Linked DNA regions of Homo sapiens: region 2 is linked to region 1. A link is a loop called in an ENCODE intact Hi-C map of the cell type or tissue named here. Cell type or tissue: PC-3. All regions are shown on one strand.

The links. Hi-C counts contacts between places; a loop is a spot of excess contacts. Peaks named below come from ENCODE experiments on the same cell type or tissue, not always from the same donor. Only the 100,000 strongest peaks of a DNase experiment are listed, where the experiment ranks them.
Region 2: a loop joins it to region 1, with 10 times the contacts of the local background. A loop is called at or near these places in 3 of 110 quality-filtered maps.

What each region holds. Positions count from the first base shown.
Region 1 is chr5:83,414,925-83,422,924 of GRCh38, reverse strand. No RefSeq gene overlaps it. Among named protein-coding and RNA genes, the nearest start is that of VCAN, 53 kb to the left of the region's middle. In PC-3, no CTCF peak of the experiment used is centred here; no DNase peak of the experiment used is centred here; H3K4me3 peaks cover 1,234 bases; H3K27ac peaks cover 420 bases.
Region 2 is chr5:83,277,962-83,285,961 of GRCh38, reverse strand. The region is part of intron 7 of XRCC4 (X-ray repair cross complementing 4); the gene reads right to left. It also overlaps the pseudogene COQ10BP2. Among named protein-coding and RNA genes, the nearest start is that of VCAN, 190 kb to the left of the region's middle. In PC-3, no CTCF peak of the experiment used is centred here; a DNase peak (open chromatin) is centred at 4,111.

The DNA of each region.
Region 1 (8,000 bases):
GACTGAGACTGAGGGAATAGAGAGCCATTGACTTATTTAGAAAAATTGTAGGTATAGAAATATCATCCTTGCTTCACTCATCATTGTTAATCATTTAAAAATTGGGTTTCTAAATTTATGTCAATACCAAGAAAAAAATATTTTTCCCCTTGAGAAATTCAAATCAATAATATGCTCAGCACATTTCAGGAAATATTTCCTAGAATGATTAAAACCACTCAGTACTCATGATTAAAAGCAATGGTTTTTGGTTTATGATGGGATGCCCCAATAAGTATTTCAGGTTTGGGGACCCAAAAGTTCTAAAGGCATATTGCTTTTCTTGAGGCAGAAATTTAGCCCTAATGGATTGTCTTAGCTCATGTCTATTCCACTGTTTATTCCACTGAGCTGTACAGCACACATTTACAGCTATGTTACTCAATTACTCAACAAATATTTATAGACTACCTACTACATGTTAGGTGCTGTGCTAGGTGCTGTGCTGCTGGGACAGGCAAGTGAGCAAAATCAAACACAGTCTTTGCCCTTGTGGTGTTAACGCTCTTCTGGGGAAAATAGATATTATTCTAATACTCACAATAAATAATTAAAAATTACAAGTAGAGATAAGTGTTCTGCCTATGTATTAGTCTATTCTTGCATTGCTATAAAAAAAACCTACCTGAGACTAGGTAATTTTTAAAGAAAAGAAGTTTAATTGGCTTATAGTTTTGCAGGCTGTTCAGGAAGCATGGCTGTGGAGGCCTCAGGAAACTTACAATCACGGCGGAAGGCAAAGGAGAGGCAGGTGAATCCTACATTGCTAGAACAGGAGGAAGAAAGTGAAGGGGAAAGTGCTATGCACTTTTAAGCAACTAGATTTCATGAACACTCACTCATTATCACAAGAATGGCTAGGGGGAAATCTGCCCCCATGATCAAATCACCTCCCGGCAGGCCCTTCCTCCAACATTGGGGATTGCAATTTGACATGAGATTTGGGCAGCGACACAAATCCAAGCCATATCAGCTTACAAAGGCATACAACAGAACAACCTGACCTACTCTGAGGTAGTCAGGAAAGGGTTCCCTGAATCTGAGATCTGAAAAATGAATGGGGTTTGTATTAGTCTGTTCTCATGCTGCTGATAAAGACGTATCTGAGATTGGGTGATTTATAAAGAAAAAGATGTTTAATGAACTAACAGTTCCACGTGGCTGGGGAGGCCTCACAAGTATGGCAGAAAGCAAAAGGCACATCTTACATGGTGGCAGACAAGAGACAATGCGACCCAAGTGAAGGGGGTTTCCCCTTATAAAACCATCAGATCTCGTAAGACTTATTCACTACCACAAGAACAGTATGGGAGAAATTGCCCTCATGATTCAATTACCTCCCACACCACATGGGAATTACGGGAGCCACAATTCAAGATGAGATTTGGGTGGGCATACAGGCAAACAATATCAGGGTTTAACTAAGTTAGTGGAAGAGGTTTGGTCCAGATGACATGAACAGCATATACGAAGGCTGAATGGGTCAAGAGTTGCTTTAGGAACTTTAAAAGGCTAATGCAGTTGGATGGCAGAGGGAGAGGGAGTCAGCTAGTGGTTTGAGATGGGGTGGAGAACTGAAAGATTCTGACCGTATAGCTTTATGCGACCTAAGTGATTCTGATCGTCATTCTCAGAGCAATGGGATTTAATAGAATGAATTTGGGGTGGGGTTGAATGGTGACTTGATCAAAATAACATTTTAAAAATCTACCCATTTGCAATATGGGGGAAGTTTGGAAGGGGTGAGAGTGGATGCGGGAAGACCAACTAGATTTTTCCAAGTAGGCTTGTTGGCAGGTAATAGTGTCTCGTACCAAAATGTTGTAAGTGAAGAATGAGAGAAATAAATAATCATTTGAAATATTTCAAAAGTAAAATTGACAGAACTTAATTACAAATTTGATTTAAGGGGGCATGAGGAAGATACTATATACCTATATACCTAGCGACTGGCCTGCAAAGCACTTTACATACATAGGTGCTCAAGAAATATTTTCTAAAATGACGAATGCATGAGCAAATTGTTTAGTATGCTATTCGTAGATTTTTAGATCTCTTAGTTGCTAATCTCATTTTCTGAACCTGACTGACCTCTCAGCCAGCTGCCATTTCCATTCCTGGACTTTGATGTTCTCTCAGCCAGTTGTCATTCCCATTTCCTTCCTGGTTCCTGCAGAATTATAAGTGGAGAGTGCGTATACTTGACTCTTGTTAATCTTCCCACAGCCCTCTGCTTCCTCTGCCCTCAATTATTAAACCACTCACTTTCATGCCCATAGCTACCCCATGGACTCACTCGTACGACTGAGAAATTCAACATAGTTCACAATCAGGAAAGTTCATTATCCCTAAAATAGCTTGATTTTTTTTTTCATTGAACCACTATATTTGCTCCAAATTTCAACGCCTGGGACTTTCACAGTCTTAGCTTAGAGAGCTGCATAATAACTTTTTTGTTTAAAAAAATAAAACAGCCTGTTGGTATTTGATAAAGGCTATTGTTTTCTGTAGATAGTGGGGCCATTTGATTAATCTTAGATTTCCCACTAGCATTGAACACAGTGTCTTATACATGACAAATTCTTAATTGTAAACACATACAAAATGTGTGCCTCGTTGGGGGAAGGATGGGGAAAAGAGAGAGGGTGAGAACACATTTACTCTCCATGCACCACAGTCCACAATAAAGACATTAATTGATCTTGTAGTTTTCCTGTCTGCAAAACAGAAGGCGATTGGGATTCATGAACAGAAGCCTCCATTATGTTGTATTTAATTGTGCTACAGTAAAGGGGTCTGTATCTTCAACCAAATGACAATTTATGCTTCATTAAATTCTTCTCACATTTTTGCACTTCAGGTACTTCGATTAGACGGCAGCTTTATTTTGAATGGCTCATTCAAGCATGACAAGATGCCAGTGAGTATCTGGAGACACAGTAGAATTATAAGCATCCTTTACGTCTAGAAGACACTACCTCTTACTTCTTATAATACTGGATTGAACCTTGTGGTTCATAAATATTCATAAGTCTGAAAAAAGTATCTTAGATACATGAACAAACATCACAAAATTCCTTGATGGGAGGCTCAACTAGTGCTTTAGATTAGAATTAGAAGTTTATTTTTACAGAAGTGAAATGTTTGCCTCATTTGGCACACTTGAGGATTAGGTAGCTTACAGACCTATTTATTTTTAATTACAGTTTGCTTAGAACATTAACCCATCACTGATTAAATATGATCCCACAATATCTCAAGCTTGCAATATGTAAAGCTTGAAGACTTTTTATTTTCTGAAATTGATTGATACTCTATATGTTGAGATATTTTCTTTGAAAGAAGTTCAATTTCACTACAAATATGAACTATGCTTTTACATTCATATATTAACTTGAATTTACACAAATAAGAAATGTTTGTATATGTGGAGATAAGATCTTTTAAAGTTTCTTTACCATTTTCATAACTTCGTAGAGAATCAGACTGTAATTTCATTGGTGAAAAGCTAAGATTCTTAAATTTGTTTCTCTTTGAAAGATAATGAAAACCTAAAGAGATAGCTAACTCCTTTTAAAGAATATATTTGTCATATTTTAAGTTGTTTATATTCATGGGCCAATAAAGTCATTTATATTCATGAGCCTGTAAAGTCACATAAAATGATTCTTCCAACTCATCATTTCAATAGGCATAATCTTTAACAAATATGTACCTTTCATGACTGGATATTTGTACTTCTTATTTTTATGAAGTCCCCGTTTCCTCTGTGTTTTATTCATCACAATGTACACTATCTGGTAAAATGCCTTCCCTGATTTATATTCTGATGTCTGACACCCAGACGCCTTGAAACGGAGCTAGTAGCTATGGCACCATCTTTGCATTTATATTTTTCTTTCGCAAGATGGAAATTAGAGGCTTTTTAAAGCAGCTTAATCACGTTTCTCAGCGATACAGGTCAATTCCAGGAGCTGAATGGAAATACGGAGACTCTCAGAGAAAAGATGGAAAAGCCCCGAGAAGCCAACTGAGATGGATAGTAGTGACGGTCACAAGCCAAGCCGTACCTGAGGATTTAACTACTCAGCAGCAACCTTACAATTTCACTGACTTCCCGCTTTGACTGGGCAAATATTTTTTATAAAAATTGCCTCTTCAATTTATTTACTATCCTGCATGCACAAAAATCCTTTGAAATGCTGACATGTGTCTCCCCATGTCCCCTTTCTCTCACAGGAGCCACAGCCCTCCCCCTTCTTCCCCTACACATACTTTTCTTAAACAAACATCCTTGTTTTAAAAAGCAAAGATCTCGGCTCTCCATTTTTGTTTGACTTCCCACACATTGCTGTTAACTGTTCCCCAAACACAGATGGAAGCCAGGCTTGGACTCTTCCATTCATAGCTTTTTCACAAGATCTCTTCCCTTTAAATATTGTGATTTATTATTCTGAAAAGAAATTGTCCCTTTTAGGATGCCCCCCAACACCAGGAATTGTGTTATTTGTGAATCTTGCAAATGACAAAGCATACACCAATGCAATGGTCAATTGCAGGGTTTAAAAAAAAAAAACCTCATAATTTATGTGTCTCTCATTTGGCATCTCCTAAGTAAAAAGAAAGTGTCAAAGATGGAAAGAGACAAAAAATAAGCCCACCAATAATCCCAGATCCAAGAAAAGAAGCATACATGAAGAGGAAGAAAATGATTTCTTCAATTACTTACCTTCCACAATTTCCTTGCTTTGTCTCTGAGCCAAGAAAGGTGTGGCCAGCATCCTGTCAGGTGTGGAATTCTTTCAGAGACAGCTTGGCCTTGTGCATGCAGCCGTGCAGTAAGGATGCTGTACATTCACAATGCCTTCTAAAAACCAAGTAGACTGTTCTTGGGATAGAGGAAGCAGGCTTCCCTTTGTCACACAGAGCAATAATTTTCAACATGAAATCATCCAAAAATCTATTGACCATGATTTGAAAATGATACAGTGCTTTTACATAGAGAAAAAAAAAGGTTTAATCTAAGAGAAGTATATGGTTGAGAGAGAATCCAAAAACTAAAAAACTTCTAAGAACCTTGCACTTTGGATCTGTCATTACTAATTTCACCATCTTCATCGATAAAATAAGGAAGGTAGACTAGAATCATCTGTAGGTTTTCTTCTAATGCTAATATATATTGTCTTTTAATTCTCCAAGTATTTTCTTGCTGCTTAAAAAATTGAGACACCTTTATTTTAAGCATTTTATTACACACAAGCTCCAGCTTTCAAAGATGTAACTAGAAGCTGATTATTCACATTACTAGAAGTTTCTTCCTTCTTTCTTTTCTTCTCTTTTGGAAAAGAACTCCCCAAAGTTGTGATATTTAAAGTAAAAATTGTATTATTTAATTTTTAAACAGCTTTGCAGGGAACATGTTAACATAAGACAATGTACACTGTTGTAAGCCAAGAAATGTTAAATCCTTTAACACTAGAAAACTACATTTCAAAAGAAAGTTTAAATTTATTTTTTCACGTTCGTTTTGTAACTTGTACATAATGGAGTCTTGATTACATACACGCATACACCTCTCTCTTATGTGCGCTCTGTATGTATATTTGGTGATCAACAGCATAATGTAGAGTATGCTCACATGCATGTACACACACCTGAAACCCGACATCCATGTCCGGTGAAACCTGATTGATTCATTTTTCCATCTCTCTATACACAAAGAGATAGATAGGTAGATCTCTACTATATATACAGAATCCTATTCTATAGATCATATATTGAATTTTATATTATTCAATATATGTATAATATATATCTATAGATAAATACATAGCTATGGAGAGATCTCTATTATATATATTTATATATGTGAATTCAATATAGAATATATAGTAGATATATTTATAAGAATTCAATATGTAAAAATAGAGAAATCTACATATCCATATATAATAGAGGTTCTTATATGTATTAGTCCATTTTCACACTGCTATAAAGAAATACCTGAGACTGGGTAATTTAAAAAGGAAAGAGGTGTAATTGACTCACAGTTCCACGTGGCTGGGGAGGCCTCAGGAAATGTACAATCATGGTGGAAGGCAAAGGAGAAGCAAGCACCTTCTTCACATGGTGGCAAGTGAGACAGGAGCGAAGGAGGAACTTTGTGGAGATTACAATTCGAGATGAGATTTGAGTGGGGACACAGAGTCAAGCCATATCACTATATATATATCTTACACATATGTATGAAGAAAATCAATAAAGATTTCAGAGGCTATGGATTCCAACACCTCACTTTCTGAACTAGCTTTCTACACACACACACATACACACTCACTCTCTCTATATATCTCTCTCTCACACACTCACATTCACATGTATCCAGTATTAATACTGTTGTTCACCAAATATTTCTGGATTTCATTCTTCCAGGCATAAGGTAAGGTTGTATTTCCCCACCCCTTTGAAGTTAGATGAGTTCATGTGACTTGGTTGGCCAGTGAACTATGAGCAGAAGTGGAGCGTTTCACACCCAGGTGGAAATTCTGAGAGCCAGTACGCAGCTCATCACATCTCCTTCTTATTGCAGAGGTGACCATGGGGCACATAATGACATGAAGTTTCTTGCGGCTCAGGTTCCTAAGTGATACGGATAAGCAGAGACTCCTGACACCTTGACTTGGGCATGTGGCATCAGCAAGAAATATATATTGTTGGGCAAAATCACTGAGGTATGAGTATTGTTTGTTACCAGAGCATAACCGTATAACCTAGTCCGGGGGCTGGCAAAATTTTTCTGTAAAAGGCCAGACAGTAAATACTTCAGGCTTTGTGGGCCGCATATGATCTCTGTCATATATTCTTTTCTTTTCTCTTCCTCTTTAAAGGTTTATTACCTTACATATATATATATGTGTGTGTATATATATATATGTATACATATATATATGTGTGTGTGTATATATATGTATACATATATATGTGTGTGTGTATATATATACATATATATGTGTGTGTGTGTGTATATATATATATATACCGTTAGTTTCCAGACTGTACAAAAACAGGCTGCGGGCCAGATTTGGCCTGTGTGGCCTAGTTTTCTGATCCCCTGACTTAGCCTATCCTGAGTGCAAAAGGCATTCACCTTCTCTATGTATCAGTTTCCTCAACTGTAAAATTGAATACAGCTTGTAAAATTGAATACAGCTACCTGAAGTACCATCACAGGGTTCCTTGGCAATAAAAAGAAGAAATGAAGATGAAACTTCTGGAAAAGGTAATGTTACATGCGATGCAAAAATGTTATTATTATTTCAATCTAAACAATTGTTCAAAACAATACTTCCAAACAAAAATGGATACAAAGAAACAAATGTTCTCTCTTGTACCCTCTTTATTTCCTGCAGATAACTTATTTCAAATGGGGCTCCTCATGCCATACCCCAATATTTCCCAAGGTGTGTTTTATAGAGCATTGGTCTGTTAACATGCCATCCTCACACACACTAATAGGTTCCTTAGATAAATAAATTTAGGCATTTCTACACACTATGTCCATGGAGTCCTTTTAAACATAATACCTCTCAATATTCAGTGGTGTTGCCATTCAGCAGAATACACTTTGGGCAGCCTTGTTTGTCTCTTTCTTGGTACTGAGCTCCTTGAAGTTAAGTCATTGCTAGTATGATTGGTCAAAGTCTAAACTTTCCCTGCTTCCCAGAGTGCCTGCATTTGTTGAGACTCATGACCCAGTTCTGGGTTTACAACAACTCTGGATGGACAATTTGCGTGGGAGGCTTGTGCTTGAACTCCAGTTCTTGGTGATGATAAAAATTAATTTCACACTATTTTCTGAAACTGCAACAGAGCAAGTTATCCTGGCTTCAAAAGAAACATACTCAGTAGGAAGCACTGGTTGGGAAAGGCAGAGGAAAGATTTCTTGGTGACTTTTGAGTTT
Region 2 (8,000 bases), 140 kb after region 1:
CAAATAAACTTTGAAAAAAGGAATAACAAGCTCCTGTGAAAAGTCATGGTTTCAGCTTTTGAAAATCAGTTGCTACATTCCAGGAGGGTGAAGTGACAGTGGAGGGAATCATGAACCATGCCTCCGCCCCGCTGAACAAAGCCCAAAGGAGTTACCAATGGGATCAGAACATATACGACTCAGAATTACACGTGGTTTTCAACTGAATTTATTACTTTTAATTTACCAGTGCTATTGTCAATGAAACAAACAACCCCCCCTTGACCGATATTAATTAGTTGCACAATATGGCACCATGGCCAGTTTATCTTTGTGGAATATTTCCCAAAACTATGAACAAATTAGAATGATTCTGAAAAGACACTCTTTTGATTCCTTTATTTCTGTCAACCAGTAGGTTACAACAAGACATAAAATAATTACATAGGGATTCCAAAGACAGTGTAATGACCTGTTTTTATTCATGAAACAGCAGCGACTCTTCCATGTACCTCTCTATCCATTCCCACTCCTTCCTGGTATAGCTCAGTAACTCTCATAGTCTACCTGTATATTCCTTAAAGTTAAATGAAAAATTTTTAACTTCACAAGCCATACAGAAATATATTTAGATTGTATTTCAGATAAGGCTAGAACCCCCTTTGAAACACCCCTCAGTGTCAATTCCAGCCCCACATACCCCAGAGATAACCAATCTTAACAGTTTATATGTAAACTTCTACACATTTATTTAGGTAACAATGGAAAATATTTGGTATTTTTTGTTTATATTATTTGCTTTAGAACATATGTACAATTCTGCAACTTGCTTTTTATTAAGCTGTAAACAATTCTAGGGTATATGTCTTCATTTATAGAGGTTAAAAGATAAGCAGAAATAATCCTGGGCAAGCACCAGGTTCTAGGCCTGCCCTATCAAATAACAGCCATGAAATTTTGAGTCTGTCACTAATCTCACTATCCTAATTTTTAAATAATCTTCCTCATTTCTGTCTTTCCCAGGGTGTATGTCAAAACTAAATGAAATAATCTGTGTGTGCTTTGAAAACTACTGTTTAATATATACATAAAATATTATTCTTAAATATTATCTAGAAAATAATCAGGTAGTGCTATTCTAATAGTATATAAGTATTTAACTTAAAACTTTAAGAGGTGTCACAATAATATTTCTATATTGAAATTTTTAGCTAATAGCATAGTTACTCCTAAATGTGAATGCTTCCTTGGAAACACTGACATATTATGTCAACAAAGGTTTAATCATGAGAAAATATATTTACATGAAATTCAAGTTATTAAATTGATTGTTTACAAATCAAATTCCATTTTACATCTATGAGCTTCTATGCTCAATCCTAGAGTAAATGAACAACAGCCCAAGTGCATTAAAACAATGAGAATGACTAAATCAGAAGAGGTCATAAAACTATGACATTTAAAAATATTTAAAAATTCACCCCAAATTTCCTACATGTGATGTTCAAAGGAATTATTTTGGTACAAACAACTTTATAAATGATTTCAGTTTTAATTACAATTCTTTTAAGCAAAATGTTCTCTATGAGATACACATCTGAAAGATTAACATTTTAAGCAAATTAAAACATTAGGATTCTTAGAGAAAATGGTTAAAAAAATTCTTAGTCACTGAGTTAAGGTACAATATTGTGTGGTTGGTTATAGATCTAATATGTTATTGGGTATATGGACTTCCCTTTTTACCAGAAGAATTAAACATCAAATGAAAAGAGTGCTCTACAAAATCCCTCTTTTCTAAGTTTTTTCATGAATAGGATCATCAATAACAAACTATATCAATTTCACCTTAAAAACCTCTATGTATTTTATGTATTTGATTACCTTTCATCATGAATTATTCGTTTTTTTTTTTTTTTTTTTTTTTTTTGCTCTGGGTTGGTAGAAGGTTTTTGGGAAGTGACTTAAGTTTATGAATCTTCTCATTTTCCTTTATTTGAAACACATTACCTCATACTATTTCTTCAGACTCTCCAAGCTTGACTGGATACCCAGTTTTCACTTCTCAACATTAAAATGCGAAAGAAACCATGGGAAAGTCCTGACACACATACATATGTAGAAAATATTACACAGATCCATTACTTTGGGGGTTAGATCAATGTGATCATAGTAAGATAACTCCGAGATGAGTTAAGACCCTAAAATACAAGACAGAGTGCTTCACAAGTACATTCATGTCTGAGAAGGAAGGTGGGGCACATGGAACATGTTCTAATGTCTTCCTTGTAGATGCCAAGAGAGAATGAAAACAGTAAGAATATTTGGAGTCAATTTAGTTCAATTCCAAATTATAAATTTGACTAAACATGCACATTTAATGAATTAGTGGAATAAAGTCAATTATAAAATTCCAATTGTGTATATCAGAACAATTAGTTATATGAGAGCTTTTGGACCTGTTTTAATGTTCTAGGTTTGTGACAAAGTTTTTTAAACAGAGAAATTTGATCACTGGCACCTCAAAAATAATAGTTTTCACTCAAAGGAAAAAGTAGTAACACAATGATGAATGCTCCAACTAGGTAGACATAAATGGAAGAAATGAGAATTATGAATATACATTTTATAAATTAGGTGGATAGCAGAAAAGGCAATGGAATCAGAAGACCATGAGGTCCCAGCTCTAGCTTCGACAAAGTGAAACATTTTGGACATAGTTTCTTCAAATGTAAAATGAGGGTGTTGAACTGTATCTTCAACGTTCTTTATAACCTATACTTAGTAGGAAACATTTCATAGCTACAGCAGGTTTACAAACCTATTATTTGAATGCCAAAAATGGTAAGCTGAAGAATTTTCAGTGGCTTGTGGACTATTTGTTGTCAATTCCTTTTTTGTTTTTTTGCAAAAACCTTTTTTTTTTTTTTTTGGTCTGGCTATAGTAAGTACCATGTTCGCTGTAGACAATATGGAAAACACAGAAAAATCCAAGCAAAAACAAACAAACAAAAAAGTCACTACCCAAAGATAACTGAGCTGTTAACATACATGTTTCCAAATATATATTGTCGTATAAGTTACTAGAATTTACAGAGTCCAGTGGTTTTCAAATTTTTATTTTATTTTATTTTATTTTTTGAGATGGAGTCTTGCTCTGTCGCCCAGGCTGGAGTGCAGTGGCGCAATCTCGGCTCACTGCAAGCTCCACCTTCCGGGTTCGTGCCATTCTCCTGTCTCAGCCTCCCGAGTAGTTGGGACTACAGGCGCCTGCCACCATGCCTGGCTAATTTTTTGTATTTTTAGTAGAGATGGGGTTTCACCGTGTTAGCCAGGATGGTCTCGATCTCTGACCTCGTGATCCACCTGCCTTGGCCTCCCAAAGTGCTGGGATTACAGGTGTGAGCCACCATGCCTGGCTCAAATTTTTATTTTTATGATCGGATTTTTTTTTTTCTAAACAAAGTCTCACATGGAACCTTAATATGTACAACACATAAAACTGAAACTACTCTGATTGAAGTGGTGATGAAGAGCCTGTGGCTTTTCTGACATGGTTATCAACACACTCCTATGGAATCCTATACTTTAAGAAGTACTGTCTAAAAACTAATGACTTAACCAATTTTCTAATGTTGGACATTTACATTGCTTCTTTTTTTTTGCTATTATAAATATCATTCAGTTATTTGCGTACATTCCTGGTTATTTTCCTTGGATAAATTCCTGCAGATGAAACTTCTAGGCCAAACGGTTTTAAGGCACTCATTGTCATGCCAAGCAACTTCGACATTGTCTCTCCCCAAACCATTTGCCATAGGAGTCATCCATTTTCTATTTTGCTATTTAATGGTAACTAACCCCAATTGTAGCATTTGAATCAGAATCTATTTCTGACATATTTCTTCATCTTTTCTTTCTCTTATTTATGATGCCAAATAGGCTAGTATTAAGGCTAAATAAATGCCCTCCTTGAAGCACCAATATTTCCTTCCTGTTAAATGCCACTGGGTGACTAATGGATGAGCTTTTTGTTGTCTTTGGACAATGATCTGTCCAGGCAGTCAGCTTCTATAGAAGGTAGCTAATCAAAAGCAGACAGTCCCCTTTTTGGGGGGAATACCTTTGTTACTTGGCACTTTTAGTGAGACAAAGAAATGAAAAGGGCAGGAGAGAATTCCAGGCAAAGGTAGTCAGACAACATTGGAGGAATTTGGCATAGTTCAGTGCTATAAATGATGAACATAAAAAAGTGGTTAGAGATGAGGCCAGAGGTGAATGCAAATTGCCCACAAGTTACATAAGGGGGTAAAACTTTGTGGGTGGAAACTGTAGTAAATTTAAGAGTGAATGTCCATTCTAAAGAGAACAGTCAGTATAACCAATTGCCACCATGTGAGGGAATATCTTCCAGTTTCCAAAGCCATAAAAGGTTTCAATTTTTAAATTAATGATGGTACAAAATTAAAAAAAAAAAACAAAACAAAAAACAGTGCAAACTCGACCGAACACATATGTGAGCTGCATTTTGCTAACAGCCTGTCTCACTTTACAATCTTAGGACTAGGGAGTTAGGGAAAGTGCAGCTCATGAAAGCCTGTGTATACTAAATTCAGGGGTTTGAACTTTATCTTGAGAACTGTAGGGACTCATTAAAAAGACTTGACACTGATTAACATCTTAGAAGGATCACTCTGGCAGCTGTATTGGAGTCAAGTCTGAAAGGGAGCTATGTAAGAAGGGCTTAAATCAAAGCAGTGAAGGAGGCATGGAAAGAAGGAGACAGATTTGAAAGAGGTTAAAAAGTCATATGGTTTAGTAAATTACACAGTTGAAACCTGAACCCAGGTCTCCTACCTTATATTGCTTGATATTCTTATAGCTAACTATACCAGTATTGCAAGATGTCTTTTGAGTGGAATGCTATTTATTATGCAAGTCTTAAGATACAGGGGATGTTCTTCACAAACATTAGCTTGAAATACCAGGATTTTTTCCTATAGCTATCATGTAGCGTAGGTAAACCTTGCACTAAAAGAAACTCCAGGAAAGAGGATATGTAGAGAAATCCTGATGAGATACACAGTGGGCAAATACAGTGACCATGAATAAAGCCCCTCATACTTCATTTGGCTTTCTATGCCAGTTTACAACTAAACAACAGATAAACAGATTGATATGGTTTGAATGATGGTGACCTTCTAAAATTCATGTTGAAGCTTAATCCCCAATGAGGTGATATTAAGAGGTGGGGCCTTTTGGGGAAGTAATTAAGTGATGAGGGCTCTGCCCTTATGAATGGATTCATGTCTTATAAAAGGGCTGGAGAGGAGTCTATCATGGTAGCTTGGACTGGTCAGGCAGCCTTGAGAAGGGTGGTCTTGGGATGCCATCTGAAGTCGGCTACAGTGGTCGGAGTGTGGGCTCCAGTGCAGGGGCCTGTGCAGAATGTCAGATATTTAGCTTCCTGTGGTATACTGATGAGCAGAACTCTTCTACTACATACCTCAATTTTGCCTAAGGAGATATGTGCAAGAACTTTCTTCAAAATTGCGGCACCATTAATAAACAAAAGGAAAGAATATTCAGAGAGAAGAATTTTAAGACATTCAAGAAACATGAAGGAAATGCATGATCTAGTATCAGGAATAGAGGATTACAAGCATTTCATTCCTTGGTGTAAAACATCAAATGTAGTATCAAAGACATCCGGATATTGTAAAACACAATTAGAAATTGGGTTTCCACCTGTGTTGGGGCAATATACATCAGTAGTAACCTTGGTGAAACCTCATTTTGGAAAGGCATCCTGTATTGATGGGAAACTTCTCGATCATTTGGAGACTGGTGTTTTAGCCCAGGTCTTCCAGGCTACTGAAAAATGTGTACCTCTGATTTTTCAATTTCTTTTGAATTGCAATCTCTTCTACACTCTCAGCTTGCCACATTGTTTTTTGATGAAGTTGTAAAGCAGATGGTAGCTGCCTTGAAAGAAGAGGATGTAAGTTGTATAGTCCAGAAATAAATATACCTCAGGAGTTAATGCTTCATGAAGTTCATCACGCATAAAGGGAAAAAACAACTGGTGTCACCTACTTGTAACTTTAGTTTGTTCACTTTAGGAAGGATTTTTATGATGTTTTCAGAAGTCAGAAAGCATCTGTTAAACCCAGCTTTGGTTATAAACTTGCACCATTGAAAACTTTCACATAGAATATAGATTCACTTGTACAGACATTATCATTTTCTGCATTTACAATAATGGGATGCCATCACTATTGCTAGAATACTGACATCATTCTTCTAAGCAGAAATTGAAACTGTAAATTTAAATCTTTTAATTATCAACTACCTGAAAGAGGTTAAGATATTCACACAGTATATATTACAGCAACCATATCACATTTAAGTTATTAAATTCAGACTATTTGTAACTTATTGTGATAGGGCCTGCCAAATGGCTTAGGGTATTTGAGTAATCATCACATATTTAAAGTAAAAACTTTGACTTAAAAACACTGTTAATGAAGGTTCTCTGGCACTTTTGGTATTTTAAAAATTGTTTTGTGAGTAGTAGATAATTCAGTGCCATAGTGCGGTTAGCTCCCAGATAAACAATGAATTTTTTTATTTTTATTTTTATTATTTTTGGTGATGGATCCAGAGCTAAGCTACATTTCTAGTAGTTTGCCACTTTCTCCTATGTATTCTGGCTGCTCTGTCAATATGCTAATTGTGTGTCAAATTTTGTCTACAACAGCAGGCAACAGATGAAGATAAGTTGATTGATATGTATCCAGCACTATGCATCCCTATTTTTCAATTTATTGTGTGTATTCACTTTCAATAATGTGTTTCAAACTGATATAGATATAAATATATATTATATATATTTTATAATATATTATATTTTATTATATATATTATAAAAATATATAATATATTATAAAATATATATATCTTTTTTTTTTTTTTTTTGGTAGAGATGGAGTCTTGCTCTGCCGCCCAGGCTGGAGTGGAGTGGTGGAGTGGAGTGGCACGATCTCGGCTCACTGCAACCTCCGCCTCCTCGGTTCAAGCAATTCTCCTGCCTCAGCCCCCTACGTACCTGGGATTATAGGCACACGTCGCCACGCTCAGCTAATTTCTTTTGTATTTTAGTAGAGACAGGGTTTCGCCATGTTGCCCAGGCTGGTCTCAAACTCCTGAGCTCAGGTAATCCACCCACCTCGGCCTCCCAAAGTGCTAGGATTACAGGTATGAGCCACTGCGCCTGGCCTCAAACTGATTATTTTTAAAAAACAACATAAGGACTGAAGTAGTAACTTAATAATGTTAACTTATTTATTTTTTGTACAGTTAAAAAAGGGGCTAGAGAAAACTAGTTTAGGCGCTTTTTTGCGCTGCTGCCTTCCATCATGGGAAGACATAGCATTTGTCTTTTTTAACCTTGTGAAGATGCAGCATGAAAGCCCTCATCAGACACAATGCCAGAACCTTGATCTTGGACTTCTCAGCCTTCAAAACTGTGAGAAGTAAATTTCTATTATCTATAAATGACCCAGACTGTGGTGTTTTATTATTGCAGTAAAAATGGACTAAGACAGAGACCACTAAATATTTAGTAAAGAAAAGTCTTTCTTACTATACTTCTACCTCAAAAATTCTATGACCAAAATTAATTTATGTTTCCAGATCATCTGCATTGTGGTTAATCTCTGCATATTTAGTGGGAGTGAAGACTACCGCTTCAATCTGGTTAGTACATTTTTTTAGTTCAATAATTAACAGAGCCAGACAACAAGTCAAATGGAAAGTGAAGTCATTAGGTGGGGTGAAGTGATGTGAAATCTGAGTGTTTTCTCTCCTAACCTCCTGGATGGGAGCTTGACTCCATTTGTCTGACTGGCAAATTGATGAGCTAATAAAAGAGCGTTTGTTGAATAGCTCTGTAAATAACAAAACCTACTCCTACTACCTGCTTGAAAATGATGTATTTTTCTTTATTAAACAAAATATTA